Regions from separate parts of the Homo sapiens genome. Here region 1 is linked to region 2. The links are chromatin loops, found by intact Hi-C in ENCODE. Cell type or tissue: PC-9. All regions are shown on one strand. Each heading gives the region's core, and the rest is flanking DNA. Links, peaks and the distances in the headings are about the cores only.

Region 1 (8,351 bases), core at 108-8,107, 580 kb after region 2:
TTTATTAGTCTAGCTAGAGGTCGTCTATTTTGTTAATTTTTTTTTAAAAAACCAGCTCCTGGATTCATACATTTTTTGAAGGCTTTTTCATGTCTCTAATCTCCTTCAGTTCTGCTCTGATCTTAGTTATTTCTTGTCTTCTGCTAGCTTTTGAATGTGTTTTCTCTTGCTTCTCTAGTTCTTTTAATTGTGATGTTAGGGCATCGATTTGAGATCTTTCTAGCTCTCTGACATGGGGATTCTGTGCTATAAATTTCCCTCTTAACACTGCTTTAGCTGTGTCCCAGAGATTCTGATACATTTTCTCTTTGTTCTCATTGGTTTCAAAGAACTTCTTGATTTCTGCCTTAATTTCTTTATTTACCAGGAGTCATTCAGGAGCAGGTTGTTCAATTTCCAGGTAGTTGTGTGGTTATGAGTGAGTTTCTTAATCCTGAGTTCCAATTTGATTGCACTGTGATCTGAGAGACTGTTTGTTATGATTTCAGTTATTTTACATTTGCTGAGGAGTGTTTTACTTCCAATTATGTGGTCAATTTTAGAGTAAGTGACATGTGGCACTGAGAAGAATGTATATTCTGTTGATTTGGGGTGGAGAGTTCTGTAGACGTCTATTAGGTCCAACTTGATCCAGAGCTGAGTTCAAGTTCTGAATATCCTTATTAATTTTCTGTCTCGTTGGTCTGTCTGATATTGACAGTGGGTGTTAAAGTTTCCCACTATTATTGTGTGGGAGTCTAAGTCTCTTTGTAGGTCTCTGAGAACTTGTTTTATGAATCTGGGTGCTCCTGTAGTGGGTGCATATATATTTAGCATAGTTAGCTCTTCTTGTTGAATTGATCCCTTTACCATTATGCAATACCCTTCTTTGTCTTTTTTGATCTTTGTTGGTTTAAAGTCTGTTTTGTCAGAGACTAAAATTGCAACCCCTGCCTTTTTTTTTCTTTCTTTTTATTTTTTTGCTTTCCATTTGCTTGGTAAATTTTCCTCCATCTCTTTATTTTGAGCCTATGTGTGTCTTTGCATGTGAGATGTGTCTCCTGAATACAGCACACCAGTGGGTCTTGACTGTATCCAATTTGCCAGTCTGTGTCTTTTAATTGGGGCTTTTAGCCTATTTACATTTAAGGTTAGTATTGTTACGTGTGAGTTTGATCCTGTCGTCATGATGCTAGCTGGTTATTTTGCCCACTAGTTGGTGCAGTTTCTTCATAGTGTCATTGGTCTTTATATTTTGGTGTTTTTGCAGTGGCTGGTACTGGTTTTACCTTTCCATATTTAGTGCTTCCTTCAGGAGCTCTTGCAAGGCAGGCCTGGGGTGATGAAATCCCTCAGCATTTGCTTTTCTGAAAATGATTTTATTTCTCCTTCGCTTATGAAGCTTAGTTTGGTTGGATATGAAGTTCTAGGTTGAAAATTTTTTTCTTTCAGAATGTTGAATATTGGCCCCCACTCTCTTCTGGCTTGTAGGGTTTCTATTGAGCGATCCACTGTTAATCTGATGGGCTTCCCTTTGTAGGTGGCCTGCCTTTCTTTCTGGCTGCCCTTAAGATTTTTTCCTTGATTTTGACTTTGGAGAATCTGACAATTATGTGTCTTGGGGTTGATCTTCTCGTGGAGTATCTTAATGATGTTCTCTGTATTTCCTGAATTTCAATGTTGGCCTATCTTGCTAGGTTGGGAGGTTCTCCTGGGTAATATCCTGAAGTGTGTTTTCCAACTTGGTTCCATTCTCCCTGTTTCTTTTTCAGGTATTCCGATTAATAATAGCTTCAGTCTTTTTACATTGTCCCATAATTCTCGGAGGTTTCATTCATTCCTTTTCATTCCTTTTTCTCTAATCTTGTCTGCCTGCCTTATTTCAGCAAGATGGTCTTCAAACTCTGATATTCTTTCTTCCACTTGGTTGATTCAGCTATTGATACTTGTGTGTGCTTCATGAAGTTCTCGTGCTGTGATTTTCAGCTCATTTAGGTTCCTCGCTAAGCTGGTTATATGGAATGTGTTTTGATGGCATGACTGAAAACTCTTTACCAAGCCCTAGGACCCAAATATTTTCTTCCTTTTTTTTTTTCTAAAAGCTTTATGGTTTATTTTTAAATCTATGATCCATTTTGAGTAAACCTCTGCATTAGGTGTGAGGTTTATGTCTATTCTACTTCTATTCTATTCTATTCTATTCTATTCTATTCTATTCTATTCTATTCCATTCCATTCTTGTCTGTGGATATCCAATGGCTCCAGCAGTATCTGTTGAAAAGCCTATCCTTTCTCCATCAAATTATTTTTGCAACTCTGTCAAAAATCAATTGGCCGTACTTGTGAAACTACCTGCGAGTCCACTATTCTGTTCCGGTGACCTATATGTCTATCCCTCTGCCAGCACCACAGTACCAATTATTGTAACCACATAGTAAGTCTTGAAATTGGGTAAAGTGATTGCTTCCACTTTTTTCTTTTATTCCCGAATTATTTTAGTTATTCTAGTTCCTTTGTTTTTCATATAGATTTTTAGAATGGTCTTGTCTATATCTATTTAAAAAATCTTCCTAGGATTTGATAGGAATGGTGCTAACCCTGTCTGCTAATTTGGAAAGAATAGACATTCTCACTATGTTGAGTCTTCCAATCCATGAACCCAAATTCGGTCTCCATTAATTTAGATTTTCAACCAGTACTTTGTAGTTTTTAGCATACATGTCCCATACATGTTTTCTTCAATTTATGCCCAAGTATTTCATTATTCTCTGAGTGATTGTAACTGGCATTGTATTTTAAATTTTGTTTTACACATGTTCCTTGCTAACATATAGAAATAAAACTGACTTTTTTTTACAGTTGCCCTTATATCCTGCTTATAAATGAGTTGTTAAACTCATTTATTAGTTCCAAGAGTTTGGGTTTTTTGGTTTTGTATTTTCCTTGGGACTTTCTACATAGATCATCATGTCATCTGCAAGTAGAAGCAGTTTTATATCTTTCTTTAGTGTCTACGTGACTTGTGTTTCCTTTTCTTGCTTCTTACAGTGCCTAGAACTTCCAGCACTTTGCTGAATAGAGCAATGACAGTGTGGATATTCTTGCCTTGTTCCCAGTCATAGTAGAAAACCATTCCAATTTTCTCCATTATGTATGATTTTAGCTGTACAGTTTTTTGTACATATTCTCTATCAAGTTGAAGTTCCCCTCTACTCTTAGTTTTCTGAGAATTTTGTATCATAAACAAGTGTTAAACTATTCAAATGCTTTTCTTCATGAATTGATATGATCGTGTGATTTTTCTTCTTTAGCCTATAAATATAGTGGATTACATTGATTGATTTTTAAAATATTGAACCAGCCTTGCATACCTTGAATATGGTATATAATTATTCTTATACAGCAGTGAATTGTATTTGCTAATTTTTTGTTAAGAATTTTTGCATCTTCATGAGGATATTGGTCTATGTTTGTTTGTTTGTTTGTTTACTGTCTTTGTCTGATTTTGGTATTAGGGTAATACTGGCTTCATAAAATGAGTTGAACGTATTTCCTTCCTTTTTATTTTCTTGAAGATTTTTGTAGAATTGGTGATAATTCTTTTTTAAACAGTTGGTAAAATTCTCCAGTGAAATCATCTGGGCCTAGAGATTACTTTTGGAGGAGTTTTAAATTACAAATTCAACTGTCTTAATTTCAAACGGATATTTAAATTATCTATTTCATGTTAGGTTAATTGTGGCAGTGTACTTTTTGAGAAATTGGTTCATTTCACCTAAGTTGTCAAATTTATGTATGTACAGTTGTTCATAGTATTCATTTATTGTCCTTCTGATGTTTACAGGATCTATCATCATATCTTCTGTTTCATTTCTGATATCAACTTTTGAGTCTTCTCTCTTTTTTATTAGTCTTACTAGAGATTTGTCAATTCTATTGATCTTTCCTGAGAACCAGACTTTTTGTTTCATTGGTTTTCTCTACTGTTTTTCTGCTCATGATTTCACTGATTCCTGCTCTTATCTTTTATTATTTTTTTCCTTCTGCTTGCTATAGATTTATTTTGCTCTTCTTTCTCTAGTTTCTTGTAGTGAGAGCTTAAATTACTCATTTGAGAATTTTACTTTTTTCTTTTTTTTTTTTTTTTTCCGAGACAGAGTCTCGCTCTGTCACCCAGGCTGGAGTGCAGTGGCATGATCTCGGCTCACTGCAACCCCCACCTCCTGGATTCTAGTAATTCTCCTGCCTCAGCCTCCCAAGTAGCTGGGATTACAGGCTCATGCCAACATGCCTGGCTAATTTTTGTATTTTTAGTAGAGACGGGGTTTCACCGTATTGGCCAGACTTGTCTCAACCTCCTGACATTGTGATCCCCCTGCCTCAGCCTCCCAAAGTGCTGGGATTACAGGCGTGAGCCACCGCGCCTGGCTGAGAATTTTACTTTTTTCTTATGTAAACATTTATTGCTATAAATTTCTCTCTCAGCATTATTTTAGCTGTGTCCCACACATTTTGATAAGATGTGTTTTCCTTTTCATTTAGGTCAGTATTTTTTTATTTCTCTTGAGACTCTCTCTTTGACCTATGGATTATTTGGGAGCATATTCTTTAGGCTTCAGGTGTTTCTGAACTTGGAATTTAGCCATTCTTTCAGGCAGCTGGGGGTGGGGCCTTTCTCCTACTGATGGATAGAGAAGGTCTTGACTTTCTACTAAGCCTCTTGGGACACCACCTTTGAAAGAAGGAGGAACCTTGTTATATGTGAGTCAGGTTGGAAGCACAGGCTCCCCATGTGATATCCACTGATGCCACCAGACACAAGGTGGCTTGCTGCCACCCAGCGGGGAGCTGGGGCTCCCTGTTGGCCTGTCAGGAGTGAAAATCAAGGGTCCCCACTCAGCCACATGTAAGTGCTGGAGTCCTGCCATAGTTTTTTCTGTGTCATTTGGTTTGAATGCAGTAGTTATTGTCTGAAAGTTTTCTGTCTTGCTAGGCTGCCCCTTTGCTGATCCTCTGTCTAGGGGAAGCAGATCTTTTTTTGGAACTTTTTTTGTCCAGGGCACATTGGTGTTTACAGACTGCTGGCTTCTCCAGTATCCAGTCTAAGACATAAGAGGCAAAAGAAAGCCCAGAGAACTCATCACCAAGTCTTCCTTGGGTCCCAAAGCCCCTAAACAGTCTGCTTTCTTCTGTCTGCCAATCGAAGTATTCTGATGTTTATCTTATATACAATCTCCAGGGTTTTTAGTTATACCTATTGGTGGGACTAAGTAAATGTGCATCTACTTCATTTCCCCAGAAGTAGAAGTCTCTAGAGTATGTTTTGCTTCTGGTAAGGAAAAGAAATCTCCATTTTTCTTTATTTTTCTAAACCATTATATATTAGCTATTTTTTTTGTTCTTCCAGAAAATGTCTAGAATAAAATTGCTGATCTCTCTCAAAATTCCCATTGGGGTTACAGTAAATGTAAAGTGACTCTATGACCCAGTAATTTAGAATATTCAATAACTAAATTGCAAATAATCTCTGGTCTCATATCAGAGAGATTGAAAATCTCAGGGAAACATCAGCCCTGGATACTTAATGAAGATTTCAAGACATAGGCCTTCCACTTCGTACATAACAAGTTCATTATAAAGTTCTGCTTCAAAATGTCATTCTTTGTCAGCGATTTTTTTTTTCCTGTCACACCACGCTACTCTAGCTATAACACTAAATTCTGTCATTCCCACTTTTGCACTATAGGATAGGGCTATGAACTCCTGAAAATATGGACTATGCTAACTTGGGCATATGGTCTAGTTTTTGTCCCCTAACTTTTTGAATGGGAGGACTTTAGGCTGATCATTGTAGGGGATGGCCTTGCTGATAAGGAATCTATAAACTCTGACTTCAGCTGACTCTCTTTCTGAAGAAAGCAGACCAAGGTTTTTAAAAATAGAGCAAACTGGAGCTTCCTGATTGTAGTACATGTCTGTGTTTGTTTTCTACTGGTTACATAAATATGGCAAATCACTCGACAGAGATTTATACTGCATTTCCTGGGATCCCAGGAGGAATGTTTTCTTTTCACTTGCCTTTTCTGCAAGAACGTGACAGCAGGAAGAAGGAGGTGGTGGTATTAAAACAAGTAGTTACGACTGCAAGTTGCAGAAGAAACATTTTTGGACAGATGTCAGAATGAAGAATTTCAGTCTGGAGAGTAATTTTTATGTAAGAGAATATGATGTAAGTTACAGTGAAATTGGGAAAAAGAAGTATTTAAGGAAAACTGTGACTTTTAAAGTCAATAAAAGGCACTAAAGGTTTTTTAAGAAACATCTTCTTGCACAAATATTGCAGTGGTGCTGACTGAGTCCCTCCCTTTCCTCTCTGGGCCCCACATTCTATTCAGGTGCGTGGAGAATCCTGGGAACCTGCACACAGGTGCTGGGCAACACCTGGCCCGAGAAACGTTTCATTTCACATTGATATGTAACATGGCCTGGCTTTACCATGTCAAATTCCATTTAGTTTTGTTTAAAGATAAAATGTAAACATGCCCAGAAGAGTTCTCTTTTTTCCCTTATTGGAAACAGATGAAAGGACTTGATGGCGTGGGGGGAGGCAAGGGAGGCATCTTTTGTGATTCAATTATATAGATGCAGTGACAATAGGCTTTTCTCTAGAGGAGTACATTGTGTGCACAGGCATTTACTTAGTAGTAAATGAATTTAATTAAATTGGACTGCTTGAGCTCCCAGAGTTTCAAGAGAAAATTTGTTGGCTCCTTTGCTTCAAAATTCTTCTGCAGCAACATTTTGGAAAAAGCATTTTACTTAAGTAGAGTGTTATGGGATAAACTGCATCTCCCCACAACACCCCAAAATTCATATGTTGAAGTCCTAATCTCCAATACCCCAGACTGTGACTGTATGAGGAGGGAGGGTCCGCAGAGAGGTAATTAAGCTTCAATGAGGCCATTTGGGTGGGCCCTAATCCCATATGACTGATGTCCTTATAAGAAGAAATTAGGACACAAATTGGTAAAGAGGGACTGCAATATGAAGACACGGAGAAGACAGCCATCTAGAACCCAAGGAGAGAGACCCCAGAAGAAACCAACCCTGCCAATAGCTTGATCTCAGACTTCCAGCCCCCAGGACTGTGAGAAACTAGATTTCTGCTGTTTAAGGTACTCGGCCTGTGGGCCTCTGTTACTGTGGCCCTGACATGATACTGCATGTGGTTATACCACCTAGTGATGCAGCGGCTGCAACTGTTTTAATGGATTTAAGTTACAAACAAAGACAAGACAAAGCAAAAATATAAAGCAAGTCATTTGGGTAACCTAAGATAAGACAGACCTGAGACATGACAGTGGCATTTTCCTGGATGTTTTCACAGAGAATATATTCTCCATACCCCACCTGATTCATCCTGACACAGGTGTGGCCGTGTCATTCTTGTGCTTCAACCCCTTTGATGACTCTTCCCTTGGCTGAGGGTAAATTATGTCCACCTCCTGGCTCTGGTTCTCATCAAGGCCTTCTCAGTCTCCCTGCCTCTTTCCCCAGGCTACCCTTTCTGGGTACTGCATTCCAGACATACTCATTTTCTTTCAGGTCTTCCAATGCCTTTCCTGCTTGCACCGAGGAGGAACCTTTGCCTGGGACAGCCCCAGTCCTGCAGCAGGCACTTCCCACTTTCTGTCTAGATAACTTCTGCTCCTTTTCAGGAAACGTGGTTCTAACTCCAGACTACTGGTCTACCTCCTGTGCTTCCCTAGACCCCAAAAAGTTTCTTGGTCCAGGTGTTGCCCAGCACCTGTGTGCAGATTCCCAGGATTCTCCACGCACCTGAATAGAATGTAGGGCTGAGAGAAGAAAGGGAGGGACTCCGTCAACACCACTGCAATATTTGTGCAATAAGGATGTTGTTCCTCAAAAAACCTCTGTCTAGGGAAGGCACTCTGTGTCACTAAATTTCCCCCTCTCTGTGCTCGTTTGATTGACTGTCCTCCTGTGAGGCTGGAAGCTCCAGAAGATACCGTCCCTGCATTTGATTGCTGTATCCTCAGCATCTCGCACAGTTGCCTGACTCATTATTAATTTCACACCTACAAAATATTTGACAAACAGCAAAACAATAGCCTATAAGTCTCTGTTTGCTTCCAGAAAAGCAAAGGAATAAAAGGTTTTAAACACTCTACTCTCTTTTTACTGTCCCACTCTTGAATTTTAATAAGTAAGTAATTTCTTCTCATACCCTAATAAGCATGCAGGAAGGATCTCTTGAGGCATAGGAGTAGAATGAAATGAGGTCGATTGATCCTTCGGGCTACCTTATGAAACTCATCTCCAATTTTAATCCACCCACACAGACTGAGCAC
Region 2 (8,351 bases), core at 277-8,276:
CAGCCTGCAGATGGCCTATACTTAATAAACTCATATATATATATATATATATATTCCATTATATATATATTCCATTAGTTCTGTCCCTCTAGAGAACCCTAACTAATATACCTGTGCATCTCTTTATCTAGCCGTTCATATATATTCTTTGTAATATTCTTTATAATAAATGAGTAAATTCTTTATAATAAATGAGTAAACACAAGTTAGTGTTTCTGTGACTCATCCTCACCAATTAATCAAACCCAAAGAGAGGGTCATGGGAACTCCAATTTATAGCCAATCAGCCATATATATAGGTGACAACCTACTACCTGTGATTGGTGTCTGAAGAGGGGCAGTCTTGTGGGTCTGAGCCACCAGATCTGTGGGATCTGATGCTATCTCCAGGCAGTTCATATCAGAATTGAATTATAGGATGCCCAGCTGTGTCTGCAGGAGAATTGCTAGCTCTGTGAGGAAAAACCTACCATACCTCTGGCCTTAGAAGAGTTCTGTGTTGTATTGAATGTATGAGAGTAGGAAAAACACTTTGGTTTATTTTTTCCTTTCTCAAATGCATACAGACTGTATGATTCCACTCATATTAAGTTTTCAGAAAAGACAATTCTGCCTTGCCTGATAAGGAAGGTAGGGAGAGAGAATGACTGCAATGAGTAGGGAGTTTCTTTAGGGCATGATGAAAATATTCTAAAATTAGATAGTGGTGATAGTTGTGCAACTCTGTAAATGTACTGGAAGTGTAAAATTATGCATTTGAAATCAGTGAATTTAATGATAAGTAAATTATATCTCAGTAAACTTGTTTAAGAGAGAAAAAGAGAGTTGAGTTAGTCAGGCTGCAGTTATCTGAAAGCTTGACTGGAAGTGAACAATCTGCTTCCAAGATGAAACAGTGTCATAGCTAACCAGTTGATGCTGGCTGTTGGCAAGAGGCCTCAGCTCCTCACCATGAGAACCTCTGCACAGGGCAGCTTGAGTGTCCTCACAACATGGCAGTGGCTTTGACAAGAGCAAGTGACCCAGGAGAGAGACCAGGCTGGAAACTGTAATGCCTTTTATAATTGCCACACTCTGTTACATACACAGTCCAGGCATGCTGCAGTGTGGGAGAACACTTCACAAGGGAGTGAATACCAGGAAGTTGTAATGATCTGGTGCCATCTTGGAGACTGGCTGCAATGCCATGGAACTGACAGGTTTTATCTTCAATATTAATAGGCATCATTTGGGCCATTCTTGTTTACTTACAGAGGTTACTGAAATTGCTACTCATAAATATGGACTAGCATAGTATCTCCGTGTTATCAGTTGTTTTGTTTTGTTTTGTTTTGTTCTGTTTTGTTTTAGTAGAGACAAGATCTTACTATGTTGCCCAGGCCAGTCTTGAACTCCTGGGCTCAAGCAATCCTCCCACTTCAGCCTCCTAAAACACTGGGATTATAGGTGCCAGCTAACATGTTCAGCCATGTATTGGGTCTTGATTGGTAAAATATGTAACATATAAATGTGTGTGTGTGTGTGTGTGTGTGTGTGTGTGTGTGTGAGAGAGAGAGAGAGAGAGAGAGAGAGAGAAATACTGAATTCCCATGATCCATTTGTTTGTTTGAAGGTCCAATATCCGTATTTTTAATATTTCTTCTATTTAGGGGTATCATACAGTTTTTAGTTTTCTTACCATATAATACATGTTGGACATGCATGTCTAAGATTTTAAGCTGCTTTCCTCTCCAGTTGGTGACAATAGAAGCCCTGAATCCCTATTGGGACATTTTGCAAACTAAGCCTGACATGAGGTAGGTAAAAAGTCAATCAATCTTATTTGTGGGTCTTCTGGACTTTCTGACTTCTGTTCCATTGGTATGTCTGCCCCTTTTCCAATGTTCCACTGTCTTAATTATTAGGGCTAAATAATATCTTAAAATTGAGTAGTGTGATTCCTCCATCTTTATTTGTTTTCAAAACAGTTTTAGCTATTCTGGTTCCTTTGTTTTTCCACATACGTTTTAGAAGAAGCTTGTTCATATCTACAAACAATCCTATCAGCATTTTGATTGGAATTACAATTCAATCTATAGATCAGTTTGGGGACAATCAACATTTTTTCATGTTGAGTCTTCTAGTCTCAGTGAGACTTCTCAGAGTGAGAAGTCAAGTCTTTCTCCCCCACGGGGTGGTCTTCTTGTGCTGGTGCCTTAATTATTGCTTGTCCATCTGTTCCCTTCTCCATACCAGATTCCTGATATCTTTGTCTGGCATTCTGGTCCTGGCATCTCTCATCTTCTTGCTCAGAATTTCCCACTGACTTGCTGTCTTGGCTCTGTTTTATGAGAGGCTTGTACTGTTCCATCTTTCAAACCAGAAATTCTAGTTTCAATAAAGGTGATTCTCTTTTTTATTTATCTGCCAATGTCTTGGAAATCAGAATTCATGCGTTCGTTCTCATCATGTCCTTTTGTGATGTAATCTCATCTCTTTACAGGGCCTCTTGCTCTTCTTACTGAAGCTCTCAGCCCATGAGCTCTGCCTCAAGAGAAGCCATATGTCTTCATCGCTCTCTCTGATCATCCTCCCTCAGTCCTGAATCCCCCTAAAGCCAGGACAATTCCCTTTGCCCTCTCAAAGTAGTCATGTGCCTACAGAGGAGACTCTTGGGAGACCCAGCTCACTCAGGTGGGTGAATGAAGGCACCATGCCTCTTTCATGGCATCTTCCTGCTGTTGCAGGAGGCAGACAGGGCTAGGCAGCGACTGAGAGTAGACAGGCCTTTGCAGATGCAAGGACAGTCCTCCCAGCAGCACACTTCAGCTCACACCTAAGTCCTTTTGCCAAAGTTCAGGACCACCCTATTCAAATGTCCCCCTGAAGGACCTCAGGGGTGCCACCTTCCTCTAAGTGGATGCCCTGCATCTACCAGGTCCCCTGTCACAGCAATGGACAGTGACATTTGGGGCCAGCTTTGCAGAGAGGCAAGATTTCTCCTCTTCAATGTATCAGTATTTGGAGGGATTTGATCAATTTAGCCCCTTGACAGCACAAGCCCACGAGCCTCACTTTGACACCTTTCCCCAGAATACTACAGCTTGGGAGCAAACGGCCTGCACAGCCCCCAGCTACAGAAACCATGCATGAACTACTGCTGTAAAGTGTAATTCTCTCTCCTTTGCATTAAGCTCCTGCAGGGCTCTGATTACACAGGAAAAGAAAATGTTGCTGAAGAAGATGGCTCTTCTGGGAAACCTGTCTCCAGCACTCTGCAGGAGGGAGAGGTCCTCCCAAGCTCACATTTAGTAAGAAGAGAAGGGGACTCTTCAAAGAGATGAGAGTGCATTTGGCTTCAGAGTGTGCCTTCGCCAAGAGAGGGTGCACTTCAGCAGGCAGTGGCATCAAGCTCTCACTCCACAGGATGACCAACGATGTTTCAGTCGCCCTTTTTCTGATGCTTCCTAAACAAATAAAGTGGCAGTAATTCTAGAGCTTAACCAGAAGAAAACTGCACATTCCCTCCTGAAGATATTGCCCTGACTATATCCATCCGGTTGTTACTCCTACATAAATGTTAGCCTGCTACATGAGTGTCCTGAGACTTTGATGACATTTAAATCAGCAGCTGCTCCAGCCTCCTACCTTCAAGCCAACTAGCAGTTCATTTCCCAAAAGAGGGCATGCTTTAAGGGCTAATGTCTCAGCCGACACTGGGCTGCTACTACAAAATGCAGAGCAGGGAGGCACGCGGGGCCAGGTGTCCACAACAAATAGAAGGTGTCCTGAGCCTCAAAAACCGGCCGTCTCCCCATGGAGGTCAGCACAGGCTTATTCATCAACTCTGCTCTTGTAAACACAGGCATCACTGGGTATAAAACATGCCATCAACTGAGTGGGGAGCATTTTTTCTATAACCCCTGTTGCCAGGTCATATAACCTATTGCCAGGTTAGATGACCATCACAAGGATGATCAGCCAGGACAGAGGGGTGACCTGGTGACCTGGGTCATGGTACTCTGCAGGGCTCCCTAGCTGTCTGGCCAGTCATTGGCAGCTCTGCAGAACATCAAGCAAGTTACAGGGTGGCACTGAAAGCTGATGGGTATCGAGAAGGTGGTGGCCACTTAGAAGCCCCACTGGGGCCTTCAAGAAGCTGATCACAAGGTGCATGTTCTTAGATGGACCTCTGGGCAGCTGCAGAGTGCAGGCTTACTACCCAGATCAGAAACCCCATGTAGGGTGAGGATTGTCACTGAGAGAGGAACTGGTGGAGGAAGTTCTGCTGAAAAAGTCCTGGTGACCCCATCCCCTGAGCAGAATGCCCAGGTAAGCCACCTCCTGTCTCTTCCTCCTTCCTTCTCTTTCATGCGAACACAGAAAAGGCAGCACAGCAGTGACACCAACCACACCGCAGTTCCCACCTGGAGAGGAGGTGAGGTCAAAAAACACATGCCCTGCCATGCCGGCTGGCCCTGAACACACCTTCCTCCATGCACACAGGTAGACAGGTGAATCCTGAGGTTACTGTTCCAAAACTCACCATGAGGGGCCAGTCACGGTGGCTCACTCCTGTAATCCCAGCACTTTAGGAGGCTGAGGCAGACAGAACACTTGAGGTCAGGAGTTCGAGACCACCCTGGCCAACATGGCGAAACCCCATCTCTACTAAAAATACAAAAAGTAGTCGGGCATGGTGGCAAACACCTGTAATTTTAGTTGCTCCGGAGCCTGACGAGGCATGAGAATCACTTGAGCCCAGGAGGCAAAGGTTGCAGTGAGCTGAGATCATGCCACTGCACTCCAGCCTGGATGACAGAGTGAGACTTCGTCTCAAAAACAAAACAAAACAAAACAAAAGGCCAGGAGCAGTGGCTCACATCTGTAATCCCAGCACTTTGGGAGGCCGAGGTGGGCAGATCACGAGGTCAGGAGTTCGAGACCAGCCTGGCCAAATGATGAAACTCCATCTCTGCTAAAAATACAAAAATTGGCCAGGCATGGTGGCACGTGCCTGTAGTCCCAGCTACTCGGCAGGCTGAGGCAGGAGAATCGCTTGAGATTCCATCTCAAAAGAAAAAAAAAAGAGAGAAACAGTCCTGGATCACAGACACCACCCCTCCCTTACTCTGGGCAGCAGTGGCCTGGTGCAGAGAGTGTCTCTAGATGCCGTGGGAGAGAGAACACAGCAATTGTGAGACATTGAACGCAGTGCAATCCTGTTAGAGGAGAAAGGAAAACCCAATCAAACTCAGCTGATGCCCACCCATTGAGGGAGTGTTTAAACCAGCCCTAGCCAGAGGGGAATGGTACCAACTTAAGTGCCTGCAAACCTCGCCACTGCCACCAAGGGCTACAGTGCTCTGTGTCTCCAAGTAAATTTGAAAGGAAGTCTAGGACATAAGGACTGCAACTCTTAGGTGGGTCCTAGTGTTGAACTAGACCCAGGGACAGTGGACAGGGATGTTGGGGACGAGACATACTGAGATACCAGCTGGGGCAGCCAAGGGAGTACTAGCATCACCCAACCCTTAGCCCCGGGATACACAGCTCATGGCTCCAAAAGAGACCCCTTCCTTCCACTTGAGGAGAGGAGAGGGAAAGTAGGGGGGACTTTGCCTTGCATCTTGGATACCATCCCAGCCACATCAAGATAGGGCACCAGTCAGAGTTGTGAGGCCCCTGTTCCGGGCCCTAGCTCCCAGACGACATTTCTAGACACACCCTGGGCCAGAAGGGAGCCCACTGCCTTGAAGAAGAAGAAAAAAAAAAGTCCTGGCAGCATTCATCACTTGCTAACTGAAGAGACCCTGGGCCCTGAATAACCAGCAATAATACCCAGGCACTACATTGAGCACCTTGGTGAGCCTCTGATATTTGCTGGCTTCAGGTGAGACTCAGCACATTACCAACTGTGGTGGCTACAGGGCAAAACTCCTGCTTGAAAAAAGCAGAAGAAAAAGTAAAGGGGACTTTGTCTTTCTTGCACCTTAGGTAACCGCACAGCCACAGGGGTGTAGAGCACCAATTAGGCTCTTAGAGTCCTTGATTCCAGGCCTTGACTCTTAGATGGCATTTCTGGACCTGCCCTGGGCCAGAAGGGAGCCCACTGCCCTAAAAGGTGAGTCCCAGGCCAGGCAACATTCACCACAAGCTGACTTAAGAGCCCTTGGACCTTAAGGGAACATTGGAGACAATCTGGCAGTATTTCTTGTGGCCTGGAGTGGCAGGGGCTGTAGGGCGAGGGGCTCCCTAGCTATCTGGCCAGTCATTGGCAGCTCTGTGGAACATTAAGCAAGCTACAGCTCCTCTGACTTTGTAAAGGGGAGGTGATATGGTTTGGCTGTGTCCCTATTCAAATCTCATCTTGAATTGTAGCTCCCATAATTCCCACATGTCGTGGGAGGGACCCGGTGGGAGATCATTGAATCATGGGGGCAGGTCTTTTCCCATGCTGTGCTGGTGATAGTGAATAAGTCTCATGAGATCTGATGGTTTTATAAAAAGGCCATTCCTCTGCACATGCTCTCTTGCCTCCCACCACATAAGACATATTTTTTTCTCCTTTGCCTTCCACCATGATTGTGAGGCCTACCCAGCCATGTGGAACTGTGAGTCCATTAAAACTCTTTCCTTTAACAATTACCCAGTCTCAGATATGTCTTTATTAGCAGTGGGAGAACAGACTAATACAAGAGGGAGGAGTGGGAAGGATTGCATCTGGTGGTTTGAGTGCCAGATCGGCCGCAATACAACAGAACACTAGATAGACTTCTAAGATTTTTGACTCTACTTCCTGACTCCCAGACAGCACCTCTGGACCCACTCAGGGCCTGAGGGACCTCGCTGCCCTACAGGGAAGGACACATGCCTAGCTGGCTTTGCCACCTGCTGATTTTAGAGCTACAGGGCCTTGAGCGAACATAGGCAGTAGCCAGGGAGTGGTTACAGCAGGCTTTGGGAGAGACTCAGTGCTTTCCTGGCCTCAGATCTGACCCAGCACAGTCATAGTAGTGGTGGCCACAGAGATGCTTGTGTCATTCCCTGCCCCAGCTTCAGGTGGCTCCCAACACAGAGAGAAATGGTGTGTTTGGAAGAAATTAAGGGAAGGATTACCTGGTAATCCAGAGAATTATCCTGGATATTGTCCAAAACCATAAAGGCAGTACCTCTACAGGTTTGGAAGAACCACAGTGCTACTGGGCTTGGAGCATCCGCCAAAACAGATACAGCTTAGATCACAATACCCAAGTCCTTTCAAGTATCTGGAAAGCCTTCCCAAGAAGGACAGCTACAAATAAACCCAGACAGTGAAGATTACAATAAATACCTAACTCTTCAATGCCCAGACACTGAAGAACCTCTGCTAGCATCAACACTATCCGGGAAAACATGCCCTCGCTAAATGAACTAAATAAAGCACCAAGGACCAATCCCGGAGAAACAGAGATATGTGATATTTCAGACAGAGAATTCAAAATAGCTGTGTTGAGGAAAACTCAAAGAAATTCAAGATAACAGAGGAGGAATTCAGAATCCTATCAGATAAATTTAACAAAGAGATTGAAACAATTAAAAAGAATCAAACAGAAATTTGGGAGCTGAAAAATGCAACTGGCATACTGAAGAATGCTTCAGAGTCCTTTAATAGCAGAACTGATCAAACAGAAGAAAGAACTAGAGAGCTTGAAGACAGGCCATTTGAAAATACACAGTCAGAGGAGACAAAACAAAAACAGAATAACAAACAATGAAGCGCACCTACAGGATCCAGAAAACAGCCTGAAAAGGGAAAATCTAAGGTTATTGGCCTTGCAGAGGAGAGAGAAAGAGATACGGATAGAAAGTTTATTCAAAGTGATAATAACTGAGAACTTCCCAAATCTAGAGAAAGATATCGATATCCAAGTACAAGAAGGCTGTAGAACAACACCAAGCAGATTTAACACCAAGCAGATTTCAAAGAAGACTATCTCAAGGCATTTAATAATCAAACTCCCAAAATTCAAGGATAAAGAAAGGACCCTAAAAGCAGCAAGAGGAAAGAAACAAATAACATACAATGGAGCTCCAATAGGCCTGGCAGCAGACTTTTCAGTGGAAAGCTTACAGGCCAGGAGATAGTGCCATGACATTATTTAAAGTGCAGAAGGAAAAAACTTTTACCCTATAATAGTATATCCAGCAAAAAGTATCCTTCAAACATGAAGGAAAAATAAAGACATTACTAGACAAACAAAAGCTGAGGGATTTCATCAACACCAGACCTGTCCTACAAGAAATGCTACAGGGAGTACTTCAATCAGAAAGAAAAGAACATTAATGAGCAATAAATAATCACCTGAAGGTACAAAACTCACTGGTCATAA

Evidence for each region. A loop is a pair of places that touch in the nucleus more often than their neighbours do. Peaks named below come from ENCODE experiments on the same cell type or tissue, not always from the same donor. Only the 100,000 strongest peaks of a DNase experiment are listed, where the experiment ranks them.
Region 1: it touches region 2 in a loop (23-fold over the local background); 2 of 110 quality-filtered maps call a loop at or near these places.

The regions. Positions count from the first base shown.
Region 1 is chr9:91,671,445-91,679,795 of GRCh38, forward strand. No RefSeq gene overlaps it. Among named protein-coding and RNA genes, the nearest start is that of MIR3910-2, 39 kb to the left of the region's middle. In PC-9, for the core only: CTCF peaks have their summits at 4,829 (motif pointing left) and 5,033; a DNase peak (open chromatin) is centred at 4,767.
Region 2 is chr9:91,086,467-91,094,817 of GRCh38, forward strand. All of the region lies in intron 5 of LINC02937 (long intergenic non-protein coding RNA 2937), which reads right to left. Among named protein-coding and RNA genes, the nearest start is that of LINC00484, 28 kb to the right of the region's middle. In PC-9, for the core only: a CTCF peak has its summit at 3,322; no DNase peak of the experiment used is centred there.